Regions from separate parts of the Homo sapiens genome. Here region 2 is linked to region 1. Evidence: read pairs that join two places in POLR2A ChIA-PET (ENCODE). Cell type or tissue: MCF 10A. All regions are shown on one strand. Each heading gives the region's core, and the rest is flanking DNA. Links, peaks and the distances in the headings are about the cores only.

Region 1 (5,389 bases), core at 191-5,190:
TAGGAATTTGGAACCAGCTTCAGACAGTACATCGTTTGTTCAATTCCTGGTAGAAATCCTGCCCCCCAAATTATTTTTAATCTTATATGGCAATTTATTTGCCAAAAAAGGGCTTTGATGCAATGTTAGCATAAAAATCACTTTAAAGCCAGCGCAGAAGAATCTTGGATCTCAGAAGCTTCTCTCCCAAACCGCAACTAGTCCAGTGCCCATTCCTGGCAGGGTAGAATGCAGGGCGATGGTGGGCTGAGAGCTGTGAAATGACAGTGGCAAAAGCCAAAATTTTTTCTTTACATTAAGAGCTCTGCATTAGGACTCACATTCTTCTGAATCACACATTTGAAGTAACTGGTACTATTTTGTTCTGCTTCTATTGGACAAATATCAGGAACTGTTTAAAAAACAGAGCAGGATTAATTCAGCCTAGTGCACATCCAAATTCCAAAGTTTGGGTCCCTTGGGCAAGACATGTGCCAACTACAGACAGCCAACACTCCACCTGGGAAACCGACAGTCATTCCACAACTTAGTCCTTACCCATGCCATAAGATAGCTCATCTGGGTACCAGGTGCTAAGGTGTGCTTATGGCAGAAAAACATTTCTAGTACATTCAATCCTCATTTTACATGATAAACAGGAGAGGAAGTCTGTCTCTATGTTGGAAAACATAGTATCCAAAATGAAATAAGCAGCTCAGTAAAAAAGCAGAGAATCAGCCCTAGAATAGTGCCTACGGCATAACAGACACTTAATATATGCTAAGTGAATGATTAAAAGTATGAGCAAATGGATAAATGAATGAGTGAATTACTAGATTGATTATTGGTTGTACCATTTAAAATAAGACCTGGAAGAGAACCATCTGAAGAACTTTTAGAAGGAGAGCAAGATCACAGTTGGTCAACAGGACAAATATGTATTACATACACACAGGACAAATATGTATTACATACACACCTTGCACAAGATGAAGTAGGAAGTACCAAGAGGAGGGGAAAAAATGATGTATCAACATGGTTTCTCTTCATCTTGCTTGCTACCCACTTGAGAAGAGAAAGATGCTATGGAAACAAGAACTGATATTACAAGTCAGTTCTCTTGGTGAAGTAAGGGAAACAAAAAATGTCTTGCAACCATTTATATAGATTCTGAGGACTGAGGGTCAGAGAAGGCATCATAAAAGATGACATCAATGTGGGTAGAATTTGAATCCATGGCCAGGAACAAGGTTTGCCTGGCAGGGAAATGTATGATGGGAATGCAATTATTATGTGACATCTTTGGGGATAGACTGACATTTAAAGATCTTGAATCTGTCCACATATCTTGTCCTCCCTGACATGCTCCTTGTTCATACCATCATCTCTTATCTGAATTGCAGCTTGCAACTGGATTTCCAGTCTCTTCTGATCCACTGTCCTCAAGGTAGCAAGAGTGATGTTTTAAAAAGGCAAATCTTATCAGTTTCCTCTCCTGCTTAAAATCCTACAGCAGTCCTTCATTGACCTTGAAGAAAGTCCTAACTCACCAGGCTTTCAAGTCCAGTAGGATCTGGCCCCTGTTTTCTTCCTCTACTCCCCACCTTCTCAGCTCCATCTCTACCCCACTCTACCTTTCAGCTATTTTGAACTTCTTTCAATTCCCCAGCATGTTATGCTGTCTCACCCCTGGGCTTCACACATGTTATCCCGTCTTTTCCCCTGTCTTTCACCTGGCTGACTCCTATTCACAAACTAGATTTCAGCCTAAATAGCACTTCATCCTCAAATTGTCCCTTGTCTTCAGTGTCCCTCCCAAGTTCTATTACAGCACACCCTGTGCTTTTTGCTCATAGCACTTGCTGCACTCTGCATGATCATGTCTAGTGTTCCATTTCACCAACATGCTGTAAACTTCTTGAGGACAGAGGCCAGGCCTGTCTCCATCACACTGTACTCTAAGCACAAAATGTAATGTCTGGCACTTGTTAGATATTCAGTAAAGTTTTGTTGAATGGATGGATGGATGCATGCATGCATTGGGAGAGAATTGAGGATTGTAGTGGGCCTTGAATGACAGGCCAAGAATTCTTAATGTTTCCTTGAAAGCATCTCATTATTAAATGATTTTTAATACAAAGTGTGACAAAACATGGGACGATGAAATCGATATTTAAAGCAAAGAATAGATGTAATTGATTTTATGGGGAGGCAAATTTGGAGAAAGAAGGAAGTCAAAGATTTCCTTTCACAAAAAGAAAGGGTTATGAAGAAGGAGGCATGAAATCAGCAGTACAGTCTTGAAATGCTTCTTAGAAAATATACTACTATTTGGGGACTTTTAAGATTTGACTCAACCCAGCATTGATCCTCAAAACCACACATAGGCCAACCTCCTTCAGTGCCATGGAATGTACACTGGGACTCGCCTCACCCAGACACACTCACACTTAAAAAGGGGGAACACAGTCCCACAAGGAGTTTGAAAATAACCCTTTCCACATGAGGTGAGCCACTTTTCTTTGATTTAGGACGCAGAACAATGAAGATTCACAGTTGAATAGGAAATAGACACTCTCAAGCTCAACTCCACTGGAATTCGAGTAGCAACAAACATGCAAGTCCCCAATCTACCTAACCCACAAGGCAGAGCTAGTCCTTAAGATTCAAAAAGAAGAAGAAAAAGAAAAACATTAAAATGTTACAATTGTTCTGTGATTATGTGCGTGGTAAATGTCATGTAGGCAGAGGAGGGACAAAATGCCCAGCCAGTTTGCAAATACTGGAAAGGTCAAAACAGCCCAGCCAGCTGCCATGAGTCGTCTCTGAATACACTGGTCTGGGTGATTCCCAAGCCTCGCTCTGCATTCAGAGTCAAATGTTGTTTGGATTATAATATTAAACTAGGACTAACATGATCCACACTATTAAGATTATTTGAAGAGTGGAAAATTGCACAACTCAACATTTTCTTCATCTTCAGAGCCTGAGGGTCATAATTTGTAGGGATCACTGTGCTGGCTTAAATACTGATTATTTACTAAGTGTTGACAGCTTCTTAAACTCTGTATGAAATGGAAAAGAAGTCTCAGTCCCTCCCAGGGGAGTGATAATATAAGTTAGGCAAGCAAAGAATCCCATATAATATAGACAAGGTGAGGCTATAAAGTAATGACAGGGAATTTTTTAAACAAAAATACTAGCACTTACTATTCAAGAGAGCTGTTCTGCAAATCCGTCGCCTCAGGGCACGGTACAATTAGTTCAGAGAAATGTCTATTGCACAAACATTTTTGGAAGCCATCTTCAGACATTGAGTGGCAGTGTGGTGTAGTGAAACAACCATAAATTTGAATTCTGACCATTACCAGCTGCATGACCATAGGCAAGTTTCCTAATTTATCAGCTCCTGAGGTTCTTTCTCTTGTAAAATGGAGATAAGATGCCACTCTACAGCTTTTTGAGGATCAATGAGATAATGCATAAAAATTGCTAGTCAGAGTGGGCTTGCCACCAAAGTTAGCCATTATTAGTGGTGACATTTAAGTTTAGTTTCAGATCTAAAAGATAAAATCAGTCTTGTTGGGTTAATCATAGATTTTTTTAACCAACAGCAGAATTGCCTGGCATGAATACTCTTCAGTCATCCAACTTATTTTCTGTGTATGTTTCTTAGGACTGTCATTACAAAGTATCACACATTGGGTGGTTTCAACAACAAAAATTGTAGTCTCTCACAATTCTGGAAGTTAGTAATTTGAAATCAAGGTATTAGAAGGCCATGCTCTCTCTCTAAAGGCTCTTGAAGAGAATCCTTCCTTGCCTCTTCCTAGCCCTGCTGGTTGCCAGCAATGCTTGACATTCCCTGGCTTGTAGATGCATCACTCCAATCTCTGCCATCGTCATCACATGGTGTTGTCCCTGGATGTCTCGTCTCTGTGCGTCTTCTCTTCTTTATATGAGACACCAGTCATAATGGATTTAGGGCCCACCCTAATCCAGTATGACGGCATCTTAACTATAATAACTACATCTGCAATGTCCCTATTTCCAAATAAGATCACATTCACAGGTTCTGGATGGCCATGAATTTGGAGGGCCCTATTCAACCCAGAACAGTCCCCAAAATCAAACTCCAGAGCAAATATATTTTTTTCACTCTTGAAGATAGTCAAAATAATCCAATGCAGGTTTTATAAAAGCTAGCAAAAAAGAAGAGTTTCGGATATGTTTCAGATAGTGGTAGCTTTATTGGAAAAGCTCCCAGCTACCACTGGGAAAAGCTATCCGATTAATTTAAAGCCATCATATCTGATTCTGTGTATATGTTCTTTAGGTTTTTAAAACTTTACTTAAACCACTCTTTTGTCCCACCACAAACACGGGAGGGAGGATGTATTCATGCATGCCTATGCTTGCCAAATGACACTCATCTCAAAGAGCTATTCTCTCAAAAAATAATAATAACAATGAAAGTGAAGCATTCCTCTAAATTTGATCTGGCCATGACAGATTCAAGCTGAGTTACCCCTTTTTCACTTTCACTCTCCAAGATTTGTGTAGTTATATGGTTTTTATTTGCAGAAATATCAGAAATTTCTGTAGATAAGCAGCATTTATACTTCTTTTCATCCAAGCAGAAAGTCAAGGATGGTCCCCAGTCTCAGGTGAAACCTTTCCATTGGAGATGGCAATTTTTTTTCCCTGAAATTGAAATATTACCTTTGCCATACGTTAACTTCCCATAGCCATTGGGATATATTTATTGGCTCTCTATTCTAGTCCATTGGTATTTTATGCCAATACTACATTATTGTAACTACAGTGGCTCTAGGGGATTACTCTTTAGTAAAATATCACTGCTTTTCTTTTTAATAATTTTATTGACTATTTTCATTTAATCTTCCATATGTTCTTTTTATAAAATTATTCTTTTTTATTATACTAAGTTCTGGGGTATGGAGACAGTTACTTAAAGAAGACTGAGATTACAACAGAGCTTTAATTTTCAAAATGATGGGAAATTTCCCTGTAGCCAACCTTATAAAACCATCTCTTAAAAAAGAAAAATAAGGACAGAAGGACTTAAAGGCAGGTTCCATAAGATGTGAGTACCTGAAGATGGAAGGAGAAACCCAGCAGAAATTAGAACCTGGCTAAATAGAGAGTGGTGCCATGAGGAAGGGTGGTACAATTCGCCTATAGAGAGACAGAAAGCACACCAGAGTTTGAGGGACATTTCAGTCGCTTGATGTGCTGCTAGCTTGTGGACTATACTAATCTCTGAACTTCAAAGGAAGGGGCTGTGTCGGCCTGAGAAGAGACGATGACCCTCTTCTAGGGTGAGCCTCCATATGTGATGAGGCGGCTGAGCCATAAACAGAAGACATCAATCTCAAAAGCAGGGAAG
Region 2 (5,389 bases), core at 215-5,214, 58 kb after region 1:
AGTTGGCCCACAGAGTGGAGATTCCTGATCAGAGGACAAAGCTGAAAGGACAACATAGAACTACTTCTAATTGTCACATTCCCTAGTACTTTTCCATAGATCAGCTAGAACCTTATTACTCAAAGTATGGTTGCTCAGAACAGCAGCATCAGCATCATTCTCATCACACCTTGTAGTGTGTGAGAAATAGAAAATCTTAGGCTCCACCCAAGACCTATTACAGTAGAAGCAGCCTTTTAACAAGATGCCCAAATGATTCATATGCTCATTAAAGCTTGAAAAGCACTGATCTAGATAATATTTTACACTAGCATGCCTGAAACACCTGTCTCTTCACCCACTGCAATAATCACAGCTTTCAGAGCCCTTAGATGAATGATGCCCAACATGAGAGGCCATCGTTTGGCACAGAGGCACATCCCACCAGTTAGTAGGCAGAAGACGGTCTTGATGATGCTGAGCAGATGTTCAGCGTTCTTGCTGAACAGTCAGAGACCATTGCTGTTCTCTTCACAATGTCTGTCAGGTTCAATAACTCTTCTCCAGTGACTCACCTCTTTATACACACGTGCTGTAATTTTCTTTAAAGACTAGTTTGTCAGCAGCATCCAAAGCTGGATCTACTTCCTTTGTTGCAAAACTTCATCTGTATTCTTGGAAATACCCGCCCCCCAGTTCAAATTCAACTCTAGTCTTCCTAACACCATTTCATTCATCCATTCGTTCACTTGAAAAGTACTTACTGAAAGATTACTATGTGCCAGGGACTACCAGCATCTCCACCATGTAAACATTTGCACTCCCTCTCTGCCAACTAGCTTGCTTGCTTGCCTTTAACACTTAGTTTCTACTTTTTACATAATATTGGAAACATTTTTAAGTAGAAAACATACTCTCTATCCTTAAATAACTAATACTGTAATTGAGAGGGCAAGATATAGAATTTAAAAATATGTGAAGAGTAAATTTTCAAGTCCCAAAAGGGATGATATATCCTATACTACAACAAGCACTGCATTGTGCCTGAGTCAAGAATCCATTAATCCACTTCAGGATCCTAGATACGTCTCTTTGTCCTTCTAATTTTCAGTTTCTTCTTTGTCTTTTTTGTTGTTTGTTTTTGTTTGTTTGAGACAGCATCTCGCTCTGTTGCCCATGCTGGAGTGCAATGTCGCGATTATGGCTCACTGCAGTCTCAACCTCCCAGGCTCAAGCAATCTTCCTGCCTCAGCCTCCCAAGTAGCTGGAAGGACAGGTGTGTGTCACCATGCCTGGCTAATTTTTCTATTTTTTGTAGAGACAGGGTCTTGGTATGTTGCCTAGGCTAGTTTTATCAACTACTAAAAAAAAGTGTTAGACCATCTAATCTTAAAAAATTCCTCCCAGTCTCCAACAATTCAAATGCCCAAAGATGGCATCCTAAACATATACACTGAAGGAATTCAAGGAAAGAAAATAAGCACATGGGTTTGGATAGGGAAACTTTATATCATCACAGTTAAGAGTCCATTTTGATGTCACACAATTCTAAACTCAAACCTTTGAGCTAGAAATTAATACGCTTGAGGTCTTTGACCACTGGCTTAATCTCTTTGATCCTCTGTTTTCTCCTTCATAAAGTGGAAATAATAATAGTAACTATTTTATAAGATTACTACGAGGATTAAATGGAATAATTCATGTAAGGTCCTTCACACAATGCCCGGCATGAAGGATGTGCTAAATCGATGATGGTAGTGATGCTGGTGCTGATGGTAGTATTTTTAGGAAGGTCTCTGTGGAACAAGCAAGCCTTCCCAGTAAGGATTAAATTCCACTTTGAGTTGGAAGAACTGGTGAGCTATAGGAGGTGAACTACAAGGGGACTGACCAACGGGCCATAGAGAAGCAAAAGGAAGGAATGGTAAGAGGTAGGGAAGATGGAATACAGGTAAGTTAATAGATAACTTTGCTGACCAGAATGGATGTGGGAGGGAAGACTTGGTTTGACAGAAAGAAACAGTGCTTGAGGGTGGTGTCTCTAACATTTCTGGGCAGATAATGAGGGGTTAAGAGACTCAAGGCAGGGAGACCAGCCAGAAGCCCATAGTTACCTCTGGATAAATTACTGGGATCTAGACAATAGAGCAAAAAGTCAGGAAGCAAAAGCTCTGTCCTCTGGAGCTCCCCAAGGATCTTCAAGATCCTCCCTAAGAAATTCCTCTTGGTCTCCTACACACACATGTTTAGTATTTTTTCTCACCCCAATTAAAACTGGAGGAAACATGCAACCATGCCCATGTGCCTGGAAGGTATGTGAGGAGCTGAGATCACATCCTGTCTGTGAGTTCTGAGTCAGAGAATCCCGTAAGAGGATATTGAAGGTTACTAAGCAGGCCATGTCACTTTCAGTCTGGCTGTAGTCAGATCTTGTTGGATAAGAGCAGGGCCCAAGCCCTCCAGGCATGGCAAGGCCTCTGCAGTGCCATGTGGTTGCTATTACTGAGCCTAAACAATGAGCCAAGAGCTCATACAGACTGCTCATCCTGGCCTATTTCATAGGCTACACCCCAAGGCTGTCCAGAAGAACAGAGACTGCCCCAACATAACCATGGTAGGCAAATTATTTCCTAGAGACACACCAGAGGTGGAAGTGGGAGAGAACTTGACCTAATTATAGACTAAATTGACCAGAACTTTGCTCCTGGGATAACGTTATCACTGCTTGTTCCTTAGCATGCTCACTTGGGTTTGGCACGTTGTGGCTCTTCTCCACAGCTTCCTGGATGGCAAACATTGCTCTGGCCCCGTATTCTAAACGAAGAAACTGTCACATGATACACAGAGAGGTGTCTGGTGAGATGGGACTTCACTAGGACAGTTCAGCAGTACACACACACACACACACACACATACGCTGGCACATCCATCACTGGAGTGGTGGTGGGTGAAGCATGATTTCATACTTCACAATCTCAGTAATCTTCTGCGGAAAAAAAGATGTGATAGGAGATGGATGCAAGTTTTTCTAGTAGCACATGGTGGTCATGTTCCCATGGCCATAACCAGGTGGAGAAGTGAGGTGATTATGCAGGCAAAGATTGCAGTTTCTTTGAAGAACCACCCCAGGAAGATTCTCCAAGATCTCTCTCATTCTTGGCCTAAACTCAAGTGTTCAGCAAGTGATGACTGAGTTCTGGCTGTATCAACAATAGCCTCAGATGCTTTGATGGATTCTACAATGCCCTTGATAATCTGCTAAGTAGGTGAGGCCTAGGGAGAAAGAGAAGGCTTCCCAGAGACAGTGACATTTGAGTAGGATTATGGATGATGAGTAGGGTTCAAAGGCCCGAACTGAGAGAGCCCATTTCTTCAGAAGCCTCTGCTGCTGATACAGCCCAGCAAATACAGTATTCCTAATGAGTGCAGCCTACTCTTTTTAAGTCTTATCTTAGTCTCCCCTCTTCACACCTTAATGTTCCAGAAGATATCTCCTGTAGTAGAGAGGAACTGGTTATCCTTGAAGTGAGGATCTCTTTGTTATCAAATGGCTTTCCCTCTCTGTTCTTTGTTGTCCCCACTCCTCCCTAAATCACAGCCCCAGCTCTAAAACTTTAGCACTAAAATCAGCTGAAACTGAGACCTTATTTTCTAAATAGAAACTGAGGAACTATGGCCCAATTCAGCAACATACAAATGTACCTACCTCATTGGATGGTTATGAGGTTTCAGTAATTGCTTACTATATCTAAAGCACTAGAATAGAGCCTAATGTGTATAAGCATTCTGTAAATGTTTTTCTAAGAACAATAATGAGGCAAGTGCATTGATGCACCTAGTACTGGGGATGGCTCAGAAGATGGAGTAATTGATTCTGGATGGAGGGGTCAGTTAAGGCCCAGAGAAAGTGACATTTCTTCTGGATCAGATAGGAGAACAGTTGAAGGGGTCTCAACAGTTGAAGGGATTAGCAAATAACACTAGCAAGGTTCTTACAAATTATATTTTTTTATTTGAGATTAATTCATAGTAAAAATCTTAGCAAATGTTATCAATATTGAATGAGGCTTAGCAGAACATTTCATTAAAAGTCTGTAGCAAAAAGCTCAAAATTATAAGATATCAGGACAGTAATGTGCTGGTAAATTAACAATGGACTGGGAGGTGTGGGAGGCCTGATGTGTAGAATTTGCCCATTTCTAGGATGTGAATACTCCAACCATAGCTGATTTTAAGCTTCATTAGTCCCCCCTTATCCAAAGGGGATACAATCCAAGACCTCTAGTGGATGTCTGAATCTGCAGATAGTACCAAACCCTATGTATACGGTCATATGTTGCTTCTGGACAGGGATAAGTTCCGAGAAATAAATTTTTGGTGATTTTGTCATTGTGCAAACATCATAGAGTGTACTTACACAAACCTAGATGGCAGAGCCTACTACACACCTGGGCTCTATGGTACAGAATATTGTTCCTAGGCTACAAATCTGTATAGTATTTTACTGTACTGAATACTGCAGGCAACTGTAACACAATGGTAAGTGTTTGTGTATCTAAACATAGAAAAGATACAGTGTTTGTGTATCTAAACATAGAAAAGATACAGTAAAAATACAGTATTATAACCTTATGGGACCACTGTCCTATATGTGTTCCATTGTTGACTGAAACTTCGTTATGTGGCCCATGATTCTACTGTGTCTTTTTGATTTGATAACCGCAAAGGCCACTAAGTGACTAATGGACAAGGAGCATCTACAATGCAGATACACTGGACAAAGGGATGACTCACATCAAAGTCTGGGTGGAGAAGGCTGGCACAGATTTCATCATGCTACGTGGAACAGCAGGCAATTTTAAACTTATGAATTGTTTATTTCTAGAATTTTTCATTTTGTATTTTTGAACCCCAGGTAACTGAAACCAAGGAAAGTGAAATCATGGAGATGAGGGAACTGCTGTACCAGAAATATCAATGGACTCATAAAATTCCTAAAAATTTAACTATTGGCTCTCAGAAGCCAGTACACCAGGGATGCCAGGAGCACTCTGGGGAATAGAGAACTTGGATTTTCTTATTATGGTGCCCAGGACAGTGGAGAAGACTGATCCAATGCCCTGATCAGTGCACACTTGGAGGCCAGAGTCTCTGGAGGTGGATGAGACTTCCTATTGACTGAACTGCATGACTACTGAATCAGGCATGGGTTTTATTTGCAAGAAACAGAAACCTCTGGCTATTTTAATCAAGAGGTATAGATAGCTCACAGATTTTAGGTGATTCATAGATCAACGTTAGGCTTCCAGTAGCAGTGTCCAAGACCAGGATAAGAAAATCCTCACCACTGCCAAGCAGTCAATGGCAAGGTCTGCCTTAAATCTCTATAGCAGGGCCTGCCACCCCTCCT

The links. Peaks named below come from ENCODE experiments on the same cell type or tissue, not always from the same donor. Only the 100,000 strongest peaks of a DNase experiment are listed, where the experiment ranks them.
Region 2: POLR2A ChIA-PET joins it to region 1 with 17 read pairs; 2 of 35 experiments call an interaction of 5 or more read pairs at or near these places.

The regions. Positions count from the first base shown.
Region 1 is chr10:88,207,902-88,213,290 of GRCh38, reverse strand. The region is part of intron 1 of LOC101929727 (a long non-coding RNA gene); the gene reads right to left. It also overlaps a transcript of RNLS not described here. Among named protein-coding and RNA genes, the nearest start is that of PTEN, 350 kb to the right of the region's middle. In MCF 10A, for the core only: no CTCF peak of the experiment used is centred there; a DNase peak (open chromatin) is centred at 3,240.
Region 2 is chr10:88,149,930-88,155,318 of GRCh38, reverse strand. The region is part of intron 1 of LOC101929727 (a long non-coding RNA gene); the gene reads right to left. Among named protein-coding and RNA genes, the nearest start is that of PTEN, 290 kb to the right of the region's middle. RefSeq lists an enhancer at 2,536-2,675. In MCF 10A, for the core only: no CTCF peak of the experiment used is centred there; DNase peaks (open chromatin) are centred at 2,368 and 4,748.